2 separate regions of the Homo sapiens genome follow, and region 1 is linked to region 2. Evidence: read pairs that join two places in POLR2A ChIA-PET (ENCODE). Cell type or tissue: A673. All regions are shown on one strand. Links, peaks and the distances in the headings refer to the core of each region. The heading gives the core; the rest is flanking DNA.

Region 1 (10,516 bases), core at 1,190-9,189, 320 kb before region 2:
GGAGCACATGAATAGCCAGGGTTATTCAACTTTATAGAAACTGAAATGTAGTTTAGAAATTGGAAAAGAGTTCAGGATTCAAGGCAGATCTAGTGAATATGTTAGCACGGAGTCCCCTGAAAAGAGGGGTTCATTCATTCCCTTGCCTTCATGTTCCTCTTGGCTTCAACTTGCCTGCCACTATCAGCCAACCACCACTCCCTCTCCTCTGCATGTATTTTGATTTCTGCTAGCTCATAACTTCTGCTTATTCATAACTTCTGCTTACTCATAATTTTAACCTACACATCTCTTCTCCTTTCTCTTAGTTTCTAGGTGTACGTTTTTTGCTTCTGTTATGGATTCTAATTGACCCATTCTAATATTCCAGTTCAAATGCCCTAGATGGAGAAGTTACCTGGATCAGTTAATTAGCATTCTTCTTGTTGAAGTACAGCCTTTATATCAGGCCTCAGCCAAAGTATTCTTAGTTGTGAGCAATAAAAACTGTTTTGGCTGGTTTAAACAACAACAAAAAAGGAATTTATTGAAAGGATTGAAGAGATGCTCAGAAAATGAACAGAGTTATTTTCTCAGAGTTCCTTTACAGAACACAGGTCTCTGATATTGTGGCTGATGGAATAAGAGGCTTGCTTGAAAGAAAAGAGAGTGAGCATGAGAGAGAAGATAAAGTTTGGAAAGGCAACATCAAAAGGAAGCTGAGATGAAGGAATAAAGGAAAGTGAGAGACAAGTTAGTCCATGCAGTAACCACGGTAGAACATTTAAAAAGTTTCCTGATAACCTAGAAGAAAATTAGTAAAAGTACTTCTGAATGTTGCTTTCAGAGCATGGCTGCAAGGAAGGAAAGATGGAGCTAGTATTTTTGAGCACTTACCAGATAGCAGACAACTGTTTGGAACTCTTGTGTGTGCATGTGTGTGTGTGTGTGCATGCACGCGTGTGCACACGTATTTAGCACTCAACAACCATTTAATAAAGCAGACACTATTTTCATTTTATAGATCAGGAAAATGAGGCTGAGAGGTTAAGTGTTTGGCTTAATTCACACAGAGAGTAAACGATAGCATCAGAATGTAATGACTCTCCATCTGATTCCAAATTCCACACCATTTTTTCACAACCCATTTCTCCCTGAATAAGACTGAAGGGGAGGAGAATAATCATTGTGTTCCCTAAAAGTTATGTCTCCAAACCTTGCCTGTAAATTCCCAGGCCTTTGAGTGGTACCTGTCCTACCTATGAAGACGTCCTATGTAAGTAAATTTGTCAAGTAAAATGTTCTAGATATCTTATATGTGAAATTTTTTAAGATAAAGAGAACAAAGGCTTTGTTTCCCATATCAAGCTAGCTTCCCAAATTCTTCACTGTACTTGGAGGCTGATATTGTTTGACTGTGTCCCCACCCAAATCTGATCTTGAATTGTAATAATCCCCATGTGTCAAGGCGAGGTGGAGATAATTCAGTCATGAAGGTGGTTTCCCCCACACTGTTCTCTGGTAGTGAATAAGTTTCATAAGATCTGATGGTTTTATAAATGGGAGTTCCCCTGCACAAGCTCTCTCTTGCTTGCCACCGTGTAAGACGTGACTTTTCACCTCCTTGCCTTCCACTATGATTGTGAGGTTTCCCCAGCCATGTGGAACTGTGAGTCAATTAAGCCTCTTTCCTTTATAAATTACCAAGTCTTGGGTGTGTCTTTATTAGCAGCATGAGAACAGACTAATACAGAGGCAATAAAGGAGTTTTGTACCAGATCAAACAGAGGATGTTATCAAGGCACCCTACCCTAAGCCAAAAAGATAAAGAGAAAGAAGAATTACAGAACCACTGAGTTTACAAAGTAAGACCACAAAACACATTTACATGTTTTCCCTGTGTCATTTTTAAATGGCCAGTATTTTTTTTTTTTTGAGAAGTGCAAAGTGGCCCTGTTGACTTTGGCAGCTACCCAAAAGCCTAAAATCACTAGAGTTTACCCAATGTCACCCTGAGGAGGTAGGACACCCTCACACAAAAGCAGAGGGGTTGGGCAATCACTGATACTAACTGTAGTGGGTTGAATGGTGCCTCCCCCAAAATATATGTACATCTAGAACCTGTCAATGTGACCTTATTTGGAAAAAACAGTCTTTGCAGACGTAATTTAATTGAGAGTCTCAAGATAAGATCATTCTGGATTATGGTGGGCCCTAAATCCAATGAAAGTGTCCTTAGAAAAGAAGGGAAGAAGAAACATATCAGGGAGATGATTTGAAGTCAGAAGCAGGGACTGCAGCAATGCATCTACCTACAAGCCAAGGAACACCAAACATTTCTGAATGCTGAGAAAAAGGCATGCCCAGTAGTCCCCCTTTTATCTGAGATTTCACTTTCCACGGTTTCAGGTAACAGGTCTGTGATCTGAAAATATTCAATGGAAAATCCCAGAAATAAACAATTCATAAGTTTTAAGTCGCTACCATTCTGAGTAGTGTAATGAAATCTCGCACTGTCCTGCTTCATCCCGCTCGAAATATGAATCATCTTTGTCCAGTATGGATACCTCCTGTGGATATAATGGTGTATGCACAGTGTCTAAGCTCCCCACCCATTAGCCACTTAGTAGTCATCTTGGTTATCAAATTGGCTGTCATGGAATCACACTGTTTGTCTTCAAGAAAAGTTTATTTGACTTTGTAATGGCCTCAAAATACAAGAGTAGTGATACTGGCAAGTCGGGTATGCCAAAGAAAAACTGTAAAGTGCTTCCTTTGAGTGAAAAGGTGAAAATTCTTAATAAGGAAAGAAAAAACACACAGGCTGAGGTTGCTTAGATCTACAGTAAGAAGGAATCTTCTATTCGTGAAATTGTGAAGAAGGGAAAAGAAAGTTGTGCAGTTTTGCTGTCACACTTCAAACTGCAAAAGTTACAGCCTCTCATATACAGCATGGGATAAGAGCTTAGTTAAGATGAAAAGGGCATTAAGCTTGCAGGTGGAAGACATGAACAGAAATGTGTTCTGATGAACAGAACTGGGCTCACTACTATCTGTGGTTCTAAGCATCTACTGGGGACCTTGGAACACATACCCCATGAACAATGCGGGGACTTCTGTATTGGATTCTCTTAGAGCTTCCAGAAGGAATCAACCAACAATTTCATTTCTGGACTCCAGATCTGAGATAGAATACATTTCCGTTATTTTAAGCCACCCAGTTTCCGGTCATTTGTTAACTCCAGGAAACTATGGGAACTAAGAAACTAGGAAACTTAGGAACTAAACTAGGAAACTAAGTTTAGGAAATGTCAAGAAAAGCTTTATAAAGCACTTAGTAAAATTTGCTAAGTGCATAATGGAGCAGACTGTAGATGGATGTAAGGTAACTCATGAGAGTGGCACATGAACAGGTGAAATTCAGGAAGCCAATCCAAGTGTGCCTGGAAGGAAGTAGTTCTCTGAATCCACCCTCTTATAAAATAGACACCGAGGGAAAGAAAGCTTACCTTACCTTGTCACCAAAGGTAAGACAAGGAAAAGAAAACTGCTATACCAGTCTAAATAAAAAGACTGCCCAGCAATCAACAGTTCTTTTCCCCTCTCTGACAACTGCAGGATGTTGGCAGGGTTTCTCAATAGACAAACTGTATTAGAATCATGTAGAGTATGAGCCGGGCACGGTGGCTCATGCCTATAATCCCAGCATTTTGGGAGGCCAAGGCATGCCAATCACCTTAGGTCAGGAGTTCAAGACCAGCCTGGCCAATATTGAGAAACCCCGTTTCTACTAAAAATACAAAAATTAGCTGGGCGTGATGGTGGGCACCTGTAATCCCAACTACTTGGGAGGCTGAAGCAGGATAATTGCTTGAACCAGGGAGGTGGAGATTACAGTGAGCCGAGATCATACCACTGCACTCCAGCCTGGGCGACAGAGCAAGACTCCTCACAGAAGGATCACATCAGGCACAGAAGGATCCACATAGAAAAGATTCACACCCACCCACAATTGCCCTGGAGAAGGAAGGGGAGAGACAAAACAAACAAACAAACATGTAGAGTATGAATGAACCAGACAATAGGGTTGGGGCCTAGGAATCTTATGCACAAAGAAATTTTGAGGACCACTGTTTTGAAGGTCAACAGTTCTAACTGCCCCCCCATACACCTTAGTGTTTCAAAAAGTGAGTTGTGAGAACAACCAGTGATATTCAGAATGATTTTAGCATGGAAGACTTATGCCTTCATTTCATTGTGCATTAAAATATTAAATACAACTGGTATCTCACAAACCAATAATTTCATAGATATTATTGCTTACGATGAAGCCAAGTAAAAATCTAAGGTAAAATTTACTAAGTGCATAATGGAGCAGACTGTAGATGGATGTAAGGTAACTCATGAGAATGGCACATGAACAGGTGAAATTCAGGAAGCCAATCCAAGTGTGCCCGGAGGGAAGTGGTTCTCTGAATCTGCCCTCTTGACAACACAGCTCATTCCATCCTCCTGCATTTTACATCAGGCACAGAAGGATCCACATAAGAGAGATTCACACCCACCCACAATTGCCCTAGAGAAGGAAGGGGAGAGACAGAGAGCCTTTACTTATGTACCACGGAGCTTCAGAGTTAAGCCAGGTGCCCCTGCCTATCTCTACGTGGAGAACAATTGAACATGGGTGGAAGTAGCAGGCTCCTAGGAGCCGGGCCCTGGTGGGTGGCAGTATACGTGCATGTGTTGGTGGTCACTGAGACTTGGGTGGCCTGATTCTGTATTGTGCATGATTTGCTTTTCTGGCCACTAATAGGTCTCACGGTGAAGACAGCAGAACCAGATGGAGTAGGGGCTCAAGGAACAGGTAGCCACACCAACACTTCCCAGGAGTTCAGCCCTTTACAGGCCACAGAGCAACAATATTGTTGAATGTCAGAGTGAAACAGACCGCAGCCACCAAGTGATCGAAGTCTCTCATTTTCCAGCTGAAAAACAGGAATACAGAGAGAGAGTCTTCTGGTCAAGGTAGCAGCACTGACTGGTAACTGAAGTTGGTCGGATCAGTTAAAGCCTCCTTTTCCGGAGTTCTGTTACGATATATGACTCTCTACGCCAGTTCCCTAGTAGGGACTCATGACTGACTGTCTCCCTGGCAATGACAGAAACTCCAATCCTATTCGACTCATTTAATGATTTGGTATAGGATTCAGAGGCGCACGCGGCGAAGGCTGAGCAAGGGCTGTCTGTGGTTAAGCTCATCACAGGATGAGGCCATGCCCCACGCAACTCAGTCAGAGCTGGGCTTGCGATGATGCACCCAGAGTAGTTGTTTTGGGTGGGGGCTGCGAGGAACTCATAAAAGATGTAAGAGGAGGAGAAAGTTGGCAAGAAGTGGATGCTTTCATCTGCAGAGAAAGGCCCCTGAGCCCTAAAAAAACTGCCCTCCTCCCCACTCCCCCCTCCTCCCCCCGACACACAAAAAAGTTCACCCACTACACCTGCCTTCCCCAGATGGGCTCCCTGCGCAACGCCTCCTCGTCCTCCGAGATTTTCCAATGGTGGCGCAAGCTCCTCCCTCGCCCGAGCTGGGCGCCGTCCTAGAGCCAAGCGCCCGCTAGAGCCGAGACTAGGGGGCGGTGAGGAGTGGGACCCGCTCGCGGCCATTGGTTGTGCGGCCAGGAGGGGCGGAGGGACGACGCGCGGGCTGTGCGGGGCCGGCAGCCCGGATCCACTCCCGCTGCGCCTGCTGTCCGCCGTGCGCCCAGACTGCGCGCCGCGCCGCTGCGCCCAACATTCCCGAGGACGGCTTCGCGGGCGCGTATCGTCCAGACCGGAGCACCGCCCCACCGCTAGCGCAGGAGACCTGCCGGGGAAGTCGCGTGTCCTGACCTGCAGGTCAGTGAGGGAAACTTGCAGGGTCCCGAGCTCTGGGGGTGAACTTGCCCTACGCGGAGAGCGCCCCACTCCTTGCCTGGGGCGGCCTCGGGTCCTGGAGGCGAGCCGCCTCCCAGACTCTCCCCCGAGATCTGGGCTCCCGGAGATGTGGCTCCTTTCTGAGAAACACCCCCAAATCTATCCCTTTTGAGGTGTCCTTACTGTCCCGAGAAGCAATCGCAGCCCGGCTCTCCGAGTCTTGGGGTGACTCCACGGGCTGCAGGAGGAGCCGCGAGGGGCCCTGAGTGCAATGTCCTTGGCCCCGTGTTGACCTGCCTCGGTCCCAGACACTGGGAACCGGGAAGGTCTACCCTCGCTCTGCAAGGTGGATTCCTCCATGCAAGTGTAGACAGTTCTACACTTTGCAGAGTGTGTCTAGGTGCCTTCTGTTTGCTTTTGCCTTTGTGGTGTGTGGAGGGTCATTCTTGGGTTTGTTTTGCTCCTGTCTGATTTTCTAGGGTCATTTGCGTCCCTTCTCGGGAACGGGGACTCGCCATGCGCACACTGACAGCTGGCTTTGCACCTGCTAAGGCGCTGGAGAGTCTTTTCGCCCGTCTTAGGGTGGCCCTAAATCCGGGGAAGTTTTATGTGGCGCTGAACACTTGCGTTTCCCAGGGGCGTTTTCCCTAGCTCCCGGAAACCCAGTAGGTAACTGCGCCAGCGACCCTTCCCCTCTTCCCGGGTCTGATGAGACACTGGAATCCTGCCTTTCCCTGTCGAGGTGTGCGAATGATGGGCAAATTGCTTCAGTTCTGATTTAGGAAAGGGATATGTAATGTGCCCTCCTCCAGGGAGCAGAGGGATTCATTCACAGAAATATCTTGTTGAGGACCAGGATTGGGGCTATGCCTGCCCGCTTTCCTCCACCAGATGCCCGGGCTCCATCGGACTTGGGTTTGATCTCAGACTCTAGAGATGGGGTCTGTTTGTTAGTGTCCTTCATTTCCTCTCCCTGTTAATTTTTCTTCGGAAAATGTTCTGCTAAAGTAAGTACTTCAGTGTTCTTTGTGGTAAATGATGGGCTCCGATGTCTAGAGGACGTCTCAAAGCCATCGCATTTGGTACCGTCTGCACTACAGGTGCAAAGGGCGGGGAAACTGACAGCGTTACTGTCCTGGGGCGGACCCGCGGGACTACTCCCTAAGACGTTTCTCCTAGGTGCCTTCTCCTAGGTGCTTCCAGGATTCATTGTTCAGACAACAGCCTGTCAACAGGAAAAGAGGCACAAGTGACAGTCTTTTCTTAAAGGGTTTGTCTCTTAATGCAGTCTTGCGGAGCCCCATGCACCCTCTGAAAAAAACAATATTTAATTTGCTGAATTATACAACTAGTCTGGGTGTCTCAGCTTATTTGTGATCATGCCCATAGAGGTTCTTAAATATCTTTTTTGTAACTAAATTCTCTTCATTTTACTAAGTAGAGTAGTGTCTTTTCCCCCGCCACCACCACACTCAGAACACCGTTTTTAGTTGATCTGTAAAGCAAATTGCCTTTTGGAGGGCTTGTGAGTGAGGCTGCCTGGTCTCAGAGCCTCCCTCAGCCCATGCCCTAGTCACCTTTAAATGCTGGACATCGTAGGGCCGCCGAAGCCTCTGCCAACCTCAGAAGTAATCTGGAAATATTGAGATCCAGCACGTGGGTGGGATATTCCATTTTTGTGTTTTGGCTTTGAGGGGCTTATTATTTTTGATTCCTCTATATAAGGCAAAGTGCTTTGAAGAGCTGAACGCACACATTTATTGTTCTCATTAAAGAAACCTGTTGTAAGGTAAGATTGAGTCCATTCTCCCTTGCTGTTAGTTCGTTCAGTTCAACAGATTTTACTAGATGTCTACGATTTGGACAAGCACATCAGGGGTTAAGATATAAATAACTGTGTGATTGCATGTGGCATCAAATCCACGAGAGAGTTTATTTGCAGGTTTCCTGGGTTTCTTTTTCTTTTTTCTTGTTCTTTTTTAGTGAGGGCAGATGAAGAATGACAGAGCTGATTTGTAAGAATGACCAACCATACTAACCTTTAAGCAAACTTGGAGTTATACGTTCATTATAAAAAAGAAAGACTAACTCATCACAGGCAAAATTCTGATTCAGCCTCTATACTAGATAAAGTCTGAGCTCATTTGATGATCGTTCTTCTCTGGCTTACTCTTCTCCCTATACTTATATTACAACATTTTTGGGGGGTCCTTTTTTTGTTTAAAGTTTGTACAGTTTGTACGAGCATTTTTATACTTAATTAGTTATAATGAAGAAGTGAAAAATAAAATTATGGCTGAATTTTTGTGTTTTGTTCATCTGAGTTTTTAAAGTAGTAATTTAAGAATCTGAAAAAATACATTTCTGAATGGCCCTGGATGCCAGGCACTGTGTAGGTCCCACTTGCCTGGCTCATGGTACCCATAAGCCATTCAGTAAATATTTGTTAAATGAAACTAAAAGCCAAAAAGTAGTGCCACAGAAGAATGTTGTTTTCTTCAAATATCTACTTGTGGAGGCTATTATATTATATTAGTATATTAATACAAAGTATTATAGACCTAATTTTTATAGATTTCATGATTGTTTATAATGAGAGCTAAAAATAATAATAATAAAGGCTTTAAATTAGTTAATGGAATAGGGAAGCCAACAAGGAAGAAGTTCAAGCTTTAAGCCCACGAGTTGGCAGGATTCCTTTTAGCCAACATGTGTGCCTAGAGGATTCAAGCCAGAGGCTTAGATGAAGATGCCCTTGGTATGCATATGTGGCCCAACCTTTGATTTAGAATTCAGGAAGTCCATCTGTGCATTCACGGGCCATTTCAGGAGCCGGGCAACAGTCTACTGGGCCAAATTCTGTGGTCCCTTCTGTTCTGATTCTGATTTGTGGCAGATGTATCCCTAGGATACAACGTCTTCATGCTCAGTCTCATGACATAAAATGCGTCCTTCACGAGTTCCTTATGGATATAGGAAATAGTCATTATTTAGCCTTTACTAACTTTGGAAATTTTTTTGGAAAAAGAAAAAAAAGATAAAAGATGTCTGAGCCGTCAAACAGCCGTACACACTTTAACATATCTCTAAGCATGAAGTAGCGTAATCCAGCCAAAACAGTGCCAATGACAAACCTCCACATTTCCATCAGAAATGGGGTACATCACTAATATTTTCTGAGTTCCTAACTTTTAAATTCCCAACTATTAAGCTATATTAAGACAGGAAATTAGTCAGTCTAGGTCTACAATTTGTACTTTGATTCTTGATGTTGATATTGTTAATCTGGAAGGGTCTGGAAAATGTAAGCCTCTAATAATTGTTAAAAGGGTCACTTAAGAAGGTAACAGACCTGAATCCAACTTCTGATGGGAAGCAGAAGGATAGGTGGCTATAAGAATCAGTTTCAAATTAAGAGAGACTGGAAGATGACTGAAACCACAGTTAAAACACTAATTAACTTCATTCAGGGAACATTCAACGTATAGATTCACTTCCCAGGGGAGGCCAATATAGCAGCTTTCCTGGTTAACTTGCTAGGGTAGTCTGGTGCTGATTAGAAGTACCTGGTAATCTATCAACTGTTGCCAGTTAAACTGGCTTGGTCCTTATTCACCTTCAATTTCCTTGTGACCAGGATTATATCAGAGGGATATACTATTCTCATTTCTTAAGCAGAACATTGACAACATCCTGTAAAATGCAATGCTACCTCCAAGTACATTTAACCCCTGTTAGGAAGATTGACTTTCTGGCATCAGCCTGAGAGTCAAACTTTGAAAAAAAAATGGTAGAAATGAACCATTTCAAAGGTTTGTGTTAAGTATAGACAGTACAGAAAAAGAGGGGAGAAGGAGGAGCAGGAAGAGAAAAAACAAGTCCTGGGCTTAAAAACCAGCAGTATTTTCATGGCATATGCTATAATCAAATTTTATTTCTATTTCTTAATGAAAATACCTTTATTATTTTTTCTGATGTCAATACACATTCTTTTTGTCAAAATATAGATACAGAAATGCACAAAATAGAATGTTAACATGCCCCCATAATACTACCCTCTAACAAAAACATATGTTAACAGCTTGGTATATAACCTCTTGTTTTGTTTTGTTGTTTTTGCATCTAAAATATATGTGTGTATAATAGTAGTAGCAGTAGTAGTTGTTGTTTTACAAAAAATGGAATCATAGTATACACTATCATGAAGGTTACTTTCTTGACTTAGTCATAGATGTTCAGCATCTTTTCATGTTAGAAAATACGGTCCTTTTTCACAGGGAGGGGAACAACACACACTGGGGCCTGTTGGGGTGGGGTGGTGGGAGGGAGCATCAGGAAAAATTAGCTAATGCATGCTGGGCTTAATACCTATGTGATGGGATGATAGGTGCAACCAACCACCATGGCACATGTTTACTTATGTAACAAACCTACACGTCCTGCACATGTATCCTGGAACTTAAAATAAAATAAAATTTATATATATATATATAAAATATAGTCCTTTTTAATATAAGAGGATCAAGAGACTCCACTGTGTGACTCTTCTGTCATTTATTTAACTAATCTTTGACTCATGGACATTTTAGTAGCTTCAATGTTTAGCTACAGAATACATCTTTGT
Region 2 (10,516 bases), core at 743-8,742:
CGTCTATGGCCTTCACTTTGCTGCAGCTCCTTGAAAAGGCAGTCTACCATAGCAACTCCCATTTGTGTTTCCTCAGTCATATTTTATACCCATTATTTCTCATGTGCCTCACTGCCTTAAGATTTCCTGATTCTCCTTTTCTCTGTAACCTCCTCTTTGCCAGTTTAATGGCTTCAGGTTCAACTATCATCTGACATATGTGGATGACTCACTCACATCCTCTCTCCTAGGCTATTCTGGATACCACTGCATGTTGTTTCAAACTTAACATGGCTCAAACTCAACATAACTGCCTCTTATACCAGCTCCTCCTCCAGTGTTTCATTCCTTCTATTAATGGCATCGTCATCCTCCCTGTTACCCAAGGCCAGTGGTACTCATTTGACATAGTTTGGATCTGTGTCCCCTCCAAATTTCATATTGCAATGTGATCCCCAATGTTGGAGGTGGGGCCCAGTGGGAGGTGTTTGGGTCATGGGGGTGGATCCCTCATGAACAGCTTGGTGCTGTCCTTGCAATAGTGAGCAAGTTTTCATGAGATCTGGTTGTCTAAAAGTGTGTGGCACCACCGTGCCCGCTAACTTGCTCCTGTTCTCGTCATACGATGCTCCTGCTTCCACTTCGCTTTCTATCATGAGTGGAAGCTTCCTGAGGCCTTCACTAGAGGCAAATGCTGGCACCATGCTCCGTGTACAGCATGCAGAACCGTCAATCAATCACATCTCTTTTCTTTATATGTTATCCAGTCTCAGGTATTTCTTTATAGCAATGTAAGAATGGCTTAGCATGTCATTCTTCTCTCTGATCCCAGACCCAATGCTATGTCATTTTAATAGCTCTCACATTTATCCCCTCATTTTCTTCTCTTCTGTCACTATCATAATCCAAATAAATATTCATCATACCTTGCCCAATATTGCTACACTTGATGCTGGCTGATTAAAGTGTCACTCTGTCAATGGTAAAAAATGTAAAAGCCCCTCGTCTACAGTTTGTGACCTTAACTCACCCACCGCTCCAGCCTTATCTCCAGTCAAGACGTGGGTACCATGAGTGGGTCCTTTATTGTGGCATGTTCTTTCACATTGCTGTGCCTTTGTTCATGTTCCCCGTCTAGGCTCCCTGCCCTCCCAACTTGGAGGTGGTTAAGTCCTAATCCTCCTTAAAGACCCCGCCGAGAATTTGCCTCCTCTGGGACATCTGTGCTGCTGCCCTCAAAAGATGGTGGCACCAACTTTTTGCATGTACTTCTATTATAGCATTTACAACACTGTATGGCAATGGTCTGTCTCCCTACTAAACTGTGATGTCCTTAAGGACAGAATAGGTGTCTTTCATCTCAGTGTCTCTAATGAAAATACAACATTGGCTGAATAAAGAAACAAATGGATAGATTTAAAGCCCATCATGACACTGCATCAATCCTACTTTCTTTCTGTTTCATATATCCTGTGACCCAGCCAAAGTGAATCACTGTTTCTAGTACATATCCAAAGAGTTCCTACTTCTGTCTTTTCTGGCTTTACTAAATGGCGTGCTGTTTTCTCAAGTCTTTTCTCTATAGAGTTATCAGAGAGGTTAAAAGCATGGCTTTCAGAGTGAAACTAACTGCATCCAAATCTTGACTCTACCTCTTATCATCTGATAACACTGGGTAATTTACTTTACCTTCTTTACTCACTTTCCTCAACTATATAATAATCAAACTAATATTACCCAACTCATAAGACACTGTGAAGAGGGCAACATGTGATGATTTGTATCCTGACCATTTCCCTTCTCCTTCCTGTTGAATGTGGACGTGATGGCTAGTGCTCCAGGAGTCACCCTGTGTGCATGAGGAAGAAGGAGTGAAACGGCAGAAGCCTGGACTTCTGATGACTGTGGAGTTGAACAAGCCCTGGACTGCCCACCTTTAGACTTCTTTTTATGAGGGAAAAATAAATAAATGGACCTCAAAGTCAATTATTTAGGTTTTCTTTCACATATCTTGATTTTTAAACTTCCAGCTTGATTCATAGCTGATATGCCTCAGCTGACAGTAACCTCTTTTTTGAAATTTCTTAGCACTTTATCTGCATGTCTCTCATAATTATAATCTTCTTTTTTACTTATGCAAATGCTTACCTTTCCTATTAGACTGCACATTTCATCAGGACAGACCCAAGTCAAATTCATCTTAGTTCATGCTACCATGCATAACAGCATACCTTCATCAAGGTAAAACTTAATACAAAAAACATTTTTTAAACTGCAAAAAACCACATAAGCTATCTGCTAACTCTATCAAAGATACAGAGGTAGATGGTAACATTTTAAACTTTAAGATAAACATAAATACATAAATCTATTTTTAAATCACCCACTATATTATAGATATGACACATCTTAAAATTTGACTAAAAACATGAAGTTATTATTAAAATTATGTTATCACTAACTTGAAATGCTGGTATTCAAGCAGTGGGCAAACATACAAGTCTGCAAAAGACATTATTCAAGATACCTTCATATTTTAGATAAAAATGTTGAAAATATGTATTACCATTCTAATCGCTCCACCTTTTCCACGATTCTTCACCAGGGTTATCACACGTACTTTGTCACTTCCATATTTCTGGCAATATTTAAAAGCTACCTATGAAATTATATAAAAATCAGAATAAAATTAATTTGGATTAAAGAGAATTATATAAGCTGTGTTTCTTGCTTTGGCTCAAACACTGCTATTGCAGTTTATCCCTTCTTGTGACTAGGTTACACCCACTGTACATTCTGATGACCTGGAGGAGCTGTAGAAATCTTGGTGCCATTGACCTACTAGGTTGAAATCATAGTTCAGTTTCCTGCAGAGGAACCACCACAGTGGGCAATGACCTTCTTTTCTTGACTCCTCTACCTAAGCTACTGAGCTGCTAAAAAACAAACAACAACAACAACAAAAAACAACAAAAAAACCCCACAAAAGCCATGTGCTATCTGACTGGTACAAACTTATGATTGGGCCCTTAACACTGGTTAATGACTTTTGTATTTGTTCTGGTCTGCAATCGCTCTTATTCCCCAGAGAGGCTGTTTGTATCCTGACCATTTCTCCCGAATCTTTTCACTCAAATTCCTCTCTCTCAGCAGTAAATTCTCTTCTAAATCTTCAATCTCTTCCTCTCTGCTGGCTCCACAGCCTCAGACTTGCTCAAGCTGCCAGCATCCTAAAAACTTTCCTTTGACTTCACTATTTTCTCAAGCTACGGCCATTACTCTGCTTTATAATCAAAGTCGTGAGATAGTGATCTATATTTGCCACCTGCATTTCATCACCCATTTATTTTTCGGTCCACTGTAGTAGGGCTCATGCCCTTTGCTCTTCCACATCCCGTTTCCTTGTAACCTTAGCCCATCAGGTACCCTCTCCTTTGACAACCATCTCTACAGGCAGCTGTAAAGTTGCTCTCATCTGGCCTTTGCCCTCCTCTACTGTTCCCAAGTTTTCACCAATAACTCCTTTTGCTTGGCTTGCTCCTTAAATGCTGATAATCCACACAAGGACTGACTCTACACTGTACATACAGCTAATGGGAAACCCCTGGCCATCTTCTCTTCTCAACATAAAAGCTCACTGGGAGTCACTGCATGGGCTTAATTATAGCTTATATTTATGAATCTCACGTCTGTTTAGAGCCCAGACTCTTCTCTCCTGTGTCACCTAGTTATATATTGGATAAATAAAAACTCCAGAATTTCATTCATCTCCTCCTCCCAACTTCTGCTCAGTCTACATTCCTTGCTGCAGCAAATGGCATCATCATCTACTAAGTTGCTCAAATTGAAAACCTGAGAATCATCTTCCATTTCTATCACCCATTACAATTCACTGGCTACTATAACTCACTGACTGATTTGTAAAATCCCTCTCAAATCCATGCTATCCTCACACCTTCCTGACCTAGTTCAGGGCCTTATCCCCTAAAGTCCCCACATCTCTACCCTGACTCCCTAATTCATTCCTAAAGTTATACGAGTAGCCTTTCTAATATGGAAATCAGTTCACATAAGCCCTGTTCAAACACCCTCAGTGATGACTTATGGCTTCTAAGCATCACATATGAGTTCCTTATCATAGCATAGGAGATCCTTTGTGATTCAGCCTTCACCTTTTTAGCCAGCTTCTGAGGCTGCCCCATTAGTACCGTGAACATTAGCAGTATTTGAGATTTCCAGACCATACCACGGTCTTACACTTGTATGCCTTTTCTCAGAACACTGTCTTCCAGCTTCCTCACCTGTCAGGCCAGCTTAAGACTCAGCCAAACACCATTTCTCTTTTCTAGCCTCCATGCCCATCCCCACCTTCCCCCGGGAAAAAGAAAAGTATAATTCTAATAGCAATGTGTACTACTGAAGCATTTTCTCATTCAACTATTACTTTACTCATCACAATGCAACTGTAAATGTCAGCTACTTAAAGGCAAAGATTTTTATTTCTGGTATCTGGCACATAGCTGAAATCTATCAGTTTCAACCAGCAAATGCAGCCATGGTCCTGTTGTAGCACTGTTAACTAGCTGCCAAACCAGCAAACAGTGCCTCCTTCTTTGCTGTTATGGCCCCAATAATGCAGTGACAACTGTGAAGCCCTAGGGGATGAACCATGATTGGTCTAACTCCTCTTTGCTGAGTACTTTTGCAGCCTCCCTGCAGGCTTTGGTGGTCATGTCACTAAGTTCTAGCTTGTGAACTTTGGGTGTGGGCTTTAGTAGAGGGAGGGGTGAGGACTTCTGATAAAGATTTTCGTTCCTAGTTAAAAAGGAGAGATGCACGCAGAGATGATTCTTTTTTTTTGACACAGGGTCTTGCTCTGCTACCCAGGCTGGAGTTCAGTCGTGCGATCACAGCTCACTGTAACCTTGAACTCTTGCGCTCAAGCAGTCCTCCCACCCTCCCACCTTGGCCTCCCAAAGTGTTGGGATTACGGGCATGAACCACCATGCCCAGCCCAGAGATGATTCTTAAAGTCCTGGCTGTCCCTTACTACTCCAGGACATGTAATATTTGCAGCTGTGGCCATTTTGTGATGAAGGAATGCGTGAGACTGAAAATGATATGGATCTAGCAACCTGATCCTGTTTAAATGCTAAGCCAACTCTGGAATCAACTATTTCTAGACTTCCTGGCAGATGAGATAATTAAACGTCTTTATTATCTAAGCCACTCTATGATATAGTTCCTAATTGATAAAAATGTCTAACACATAGTGCTCTAATTATTTGATGCATATTTCCAGTATTATTAATAGATGTGAACTCCTTCAAGGTAGAAAGTGGTCTTTACATCTTTGTATTTTAGTGCCAGTCAGAACTCTCGACTTCTGCTTAACAGCTGAAGAAATGTGTTCAAAGAACAGTTATTTGTGCTGTAGATGTTTACTCTGGAATGGCACAATACTTGAGACTGCAAAACCAAGAAGATAAAGTCATTATATAAGTAGCTAAGTGAACTAATAAGACTTTACTATGTTAGGATGAAAAGCTCCCTCTAGAGTATGGTATCTAGCTTCAAGGAATATAACATTGTTAAAGCCACAACTGTTTGGAATGGATGCACAATGAAGCTTTACAGCATGGCCTTTAGTATACAGGGCAGCAGCTGTCACTCGGCCACCATTTGTGAACTGAGTTCCTACTGAGTGCCTACTCGCCTTTTTGGTATGTTGTTTGAGGATATAATAAACATCACTGTACAACTGCAGTATTCTCTTGTACTATACCTTGTGCCCCCTTGGTCTGAAACGCCTCAAGAACAAGAGCCGTATCTAAAATTTTCCTCACACCCCTCAGACTGTAAGACATTAACAGGGAATCTATAAATACTTAACTTAGCGAAAACTGGTTTGTTTTAAATAAAAACTTCTACTAAATATAATTTCAACTTTCTACTTCCTCCCAACCTTGGGAGCAGTGGGGCCAATTGCTAACCCCTCCCTTGCTTGTCCTCCCTGGGAGGGCATCCCTGATCCTTCCAGCAGAGCAGCTGGCCACTCACAGGTCAAGGGCCACCAAAAAAGTGCTCCTCAGGAGAAGATGCACAGCCTCAGCTGGGTCTAGGCTACCTCTATAATCTCAACAGCAAGTGTCCAATGTGGCTTTCCATGCCATTCCCTTCATGTATCACTAAACTGCTGAGATGGCTTGTGTTCATAACTTTCACATCATACTATTCAAAGTGCAGCACTTACCCTTCCTAAGCCAGATCCTGCCAATGCTCTCTGTGCATGTGAAAGGACACACCTGCTTCCCAGGGGCTGGTACGAAAGCAGCTTTCTATTGGCGTGACTGCTTTAGAAATTATAAGGCAAGATGGAGCATAAAGAAACTGTGCTTAGGGAAAAAGGAAGCACAAATTGGTAGGCAACGAAGGTTCCTACCCTAAAGGCCAGGAGGAACTGTGCGCGGGCATGTTTCTTCCCTATCTGGCGATCTTCAAAGCTTCCCTGGTCTTATGGAGAAGTTCCATAAATGAAATCTGTTTTTTCTGCTATCTAGACTATAACAATGGAGAGTGTTAGGCACAGCTTTAGGGTCCCCTGGTGAATGAAAGTGAGATTTCACATGTGCAAAATTATTCTCTATTTTCTAACTATTGTCAATTCTAAAAGCAAGTGTATTTACCTTTGAGGTCTGATCTTTACTGCCATCATCAACTACTATCACTTCATAAGTGAACGCAGGATCTCGTTTCTGCAAGAAACAAAAATAAAGTAATACAATTTGGCATAACTGCCATAAAGTATTCTAATCAAATCACCAGTAATTTAAAAAACAACTGCTTTAGTGTTGATACATATAAATTTGAATATAAATATTAGTGCACAAACCGCATAAAATAAAAAGGCTAAGTAAAAAGAGAGAGAGAGATCCTGGGTAGAGGTGGAGAGTGAATATTGACTCAATCTCTCCATGTCACCTTGCTGTTCCCCAGTCTGCCCTGTACCTTGGTGGTGGAAGAAGCCAGGTACTTGTGGTGCTATAGCACATTTGAGAGGGTACAGGTGTGTAAGAAAAAAGCTCCTGAGGTTTGAAGTCAGAGAGGGCAGATTCCAGCTTGGCTGCAGCATTTCTTAGCCTAATGACCTTGGGCAACTTAACTTTTTGGGCCTATTTTCTGATTAAAAAAAGAGAACAGAAAAACCTACTCTATGTGGCTGGTGTGAAGATTACACGTAATTGAAGAGGTAGAAGCCTCATACATATTAAAGGCTCAATTCCTTTCTTCTTTTCTCTAAATTGAATGTTTGAAGTTGGTAATAAGGTAATACAGCCCTTTCTCTTTCAGTGAATCTTCTATTTCCCCTTTATACAAAAAATCTAAAAGCAAAGTAAATCAAAACAATTTTTTTTTAAAAAGAACTCACTTAATTCTTAATCCCTCCAAGGGGATTCCAATGGCAGCTAATGTTACAAAAGAAGGTTGTGTATTACTTCTCTTCTCCTTATGTAGGGAAAACAGGAAGAAAATGTGAGGGGAGACTCTTGAGAATATTGAAGAAATACAAAATAATTTCAATGTAAGTGTGTCTTTTAAAAATATCTTTTTTCTGTTCATTCAGACTTAGTTTTTCTGTTTATTCAAACCCAGTTAACCAAAAAATAAAAAAAGAGAGAAGAGAATAAAAGTTAACAGCAAAAACAGCAACAATACACCTTTTCTTACAAGTCACAAAAGTAAAAACAGCATTGTGGCATCATACAAAGTCTGCAGACATACACTGTCACTCAATTTTAAATATATCATCAAGCAAGACAGGATTAAAATGGGTAGGAGGGTACAGAAACAGAAATTTTCGCTTCCTGGTTTGTCCTGGGTCAACGACCTGCCTCTGGAGGTAGCATGCTACGTGCCGGGCTTATGGATAGCAACAAGCAAGCAGCAGGTGGCCCAGCGATCGGGGTGCTGCCAGGACTGCCTCTCACAGTGCATCTGGCTTGGGGTCCACAATTGGTGACCTGGTCTAGTTTTAATTGGAGATATCATATTAAAAGAGAAAACATGATACCTGTCTCTTCTCTAGATAGCTCAGAGCTTCATCCATCATCACAGGCACTTGAAGAAAAAAATATATTAAAAATCACTTTTGAAAATGATTTTCCAAGCCCGGCACATTCAGCTTACATACAGAAAAAAGTCCCAATAATCTAACAAGCCCCTCTGGTACTTTCCCAATGGTCATTCCCATCTGAAATCCTGCCTTCTGTCCACAATGTGCTTATTACCTCTCTAGAACATTCCAGTCCCGCTGCCTCATGATGCTGCTCCTATTCATGAGAGCAAATATTCACTTCCCTCTCTGCCGAACTACAACAATTATCAACTGTGTGCTCAACACAGCCCACATCTATTAATGTTTTGGCAAAGACAGTGAAGTCAAATACTTTAAATTTCCTTTTCTTTTCCAAACTACCCTTTACCAAAAAAATCAAAACAGGGCTTACACCGTTTTTCTTCATTGTATGAAGGCACAACGACAGAAAGTTGTTTGGTAGGTGAGTCCCATATGCTGGGTAAAGTTTCTTTCTGGCCTTTGGCATTTAAGAAGAATTTCTCTTCTTCATGTCGATGGAGTGCTGGCATTTTTGTAGCAGTTGTAAATGCAACGATGGAAATCTAAAAGCAGACATACATGTCTTTTACAAAACAGAAATTATGTTTTGCTGACTTTTCTGTATTTATGTTAGAATACATCATCTACTTTTCTTTTAGTTGAATACTCACTCTCAGGTTTTAGTTCATTAACAATGGTCTAGAGGTGACTCCAAAATTAGACAATAGTGAGTCCCCTACTTATGAACGAATTACTGTCCTTTTTTCCATCAGTAAGGTGCTGATGCCTTAGGAGGCTCTGTCTCTTCCCAGTCATCATTCGCCAGGCCTCCACCATCCCAGCTACAATAAAGGTCAGTCACTACAGGAAGACCAGTCTACTCTCAGGTGCCCTAAAACCCTGATCCTTAGCGTGTCTACATGCATAGAGACACACACACATATAGTAAGGTCCTATCGCTACTTGGAATCTATATGTGACAGGACAAGTCCATTTTGCAGTTGGAACATGCGGGGTGAGGGCACACTTTCCATCCAGGACCAGACAGACCCAAGATATAAAAGGAAGATTCCCCAGACTACCAAGTAGGGACCAACAATGTTTAAGAATATGTTTTTGACACTTAACTCGAATTTGAATTCAGAATACAGCATTTACTGAAGTATCTAACTTACAGGCTCCCTTCCATATGCACTTGGGAGCTAAGCTTTGGAAATAACCATTGTTTTTACATTGTTTCTATTGGTACACTTTCTGCTTTCAAAACAGTCTTTAAATTTTTGGAATGCTATTCATTTGTAATTTAATGATCAATTTGAAGACATTATCAAATTGTCATTGTCATCAGCTCCTGAGGTTTGATCTTTGAGGTCTGATCTTTACTGCCATCATCAACTACTATCACTTCAGAGATTATAAGATTATAATCAAAGATTATCAAAGATTATAAGGGCTGTGCTGAAAGGACAAAGTAGTCAACCTGAATGGGCTCTCAGTGGCCTATGATGCAAGAATCTGATCGTCCTCCCACTTCCCCCCTGCCAAAAAAAATTACTGCAATGGATCAAACCATGAAAAATACTGTAAATCATAAATTTGCAATGATACTAAAGACAAAAACTGGGTAAGATGCAGGAAGGATCTCATTTCAAAAATTTGCCTTTTGCGTTTTATATGTATGAAAGGTATTTTAGGGTAAATGAATAGCTGAGGATGAGATTTCTTTCATTACAAAACTCTAGGTAATAAATGAAGGATACAATGAGAATATTTCACTTTGCAACCCGCAATGAAATAAAGCATTTAGGTAATGATCCTCAATGACTACTAAAACCATTAGGCTGATGACAAACTTTATAAACTGGTGGGTCTGGCTGGCAACATTTGAAACCACAGATCCATCTTAACACCAGAGACAAATGGCCATTACATGACTCCTGATGAGACACAAGAGAAAGGAAGAAGCATCACTCACAATTTTTTCTTGATTAAAAAACACATCGAGTATGTATGTGATCAGGTCTCTCCATCCTAACTACCAGTTTATAGAAAATTTGAGATAGAAGATGTTAAAAGGCATTAAGGGGATGCAATCAAAGAAATCCAAATTGTGAGAAGTTCTACAGGACAAATGATCATATTAAAGACAAGGAAAAAGGCCGGGCGCGGTGGCTCATGTCTGTAATCCCAGAAGTTTGGGAGGCCGAGGAGGGTGGATCACCTGAGTTCAGGAGTTCGAGACCAGCCTGGCCAACATGGCGAAACCCCATCTCTATTAAAAGTACAAAAATTAACCGGGAGTGGTGGTAGGCGCCTGTAATCCCAGCTACTCAGGAGGCTGAGGCAGGAGAATTGCTTGAGGGCAGAGGTTGCAGTGAGCCAAGATCACACCACTGCACTCCAGCCTGGGTGACAAGAGCC

The links. Peaks named below come from ENCODE experiments on the same cell type or tissue, not always from the same donor. Only the 100,000 strongest peaks of a DNase experiment are listed, where the experiment ranks them.
Region 1: POLR2A ChIA-PET joins it to region 2 with 5 read pairs; 2 of 35 experiments call an interaction of 5 or more read pairs at or near these places.

What each region holds. Positions count from the first base shown.
Region 1 is chr13:36,668,311-36,678,826 of GRCh38, forward strand. It overlaps SERTM1 (serine rich and transmembrane domain containing 1), which reads left to right and starts at 5,710. Exons shown (of 2, transcript NM_203451.3): 1 at 5,710-5,874. It overlaps LOC102723490 (a long non-coding RNA gene), which reads right to left. Exons shown (of 7, transcript XR_001749825.2): 7 at 7,035-7,117. In A673, for the core only: no CTCF peak of the experiment used is centred there; a DNase peak (open chromatin) is centred at 5,641; H3K4me3 peaks cover 3,626 bases; H3K27ac peaks cover 2,609 bases.
Region 2 is chr13:36,986,939-36,997,454 of GRCh38, forward strand. ALG5 (ALG5 dolichyl-phosphate beta-glucosyltransferase) reads right to left here. Exons shown (of 10, transcript NM_013338.5): 2 at 8,487-8,658; 3 at 8,051-8,097; 4 at 6,666-6,734; 5 at 2,546-2,638. Among named protein-coding and RNA genes, the nearest start is that of ALG5, 7.1 kb to the right of the region's middle. In A673, for the core only: no CTCF peak of the experiment used is centred there; no DNase peak of the experiment used is centred there.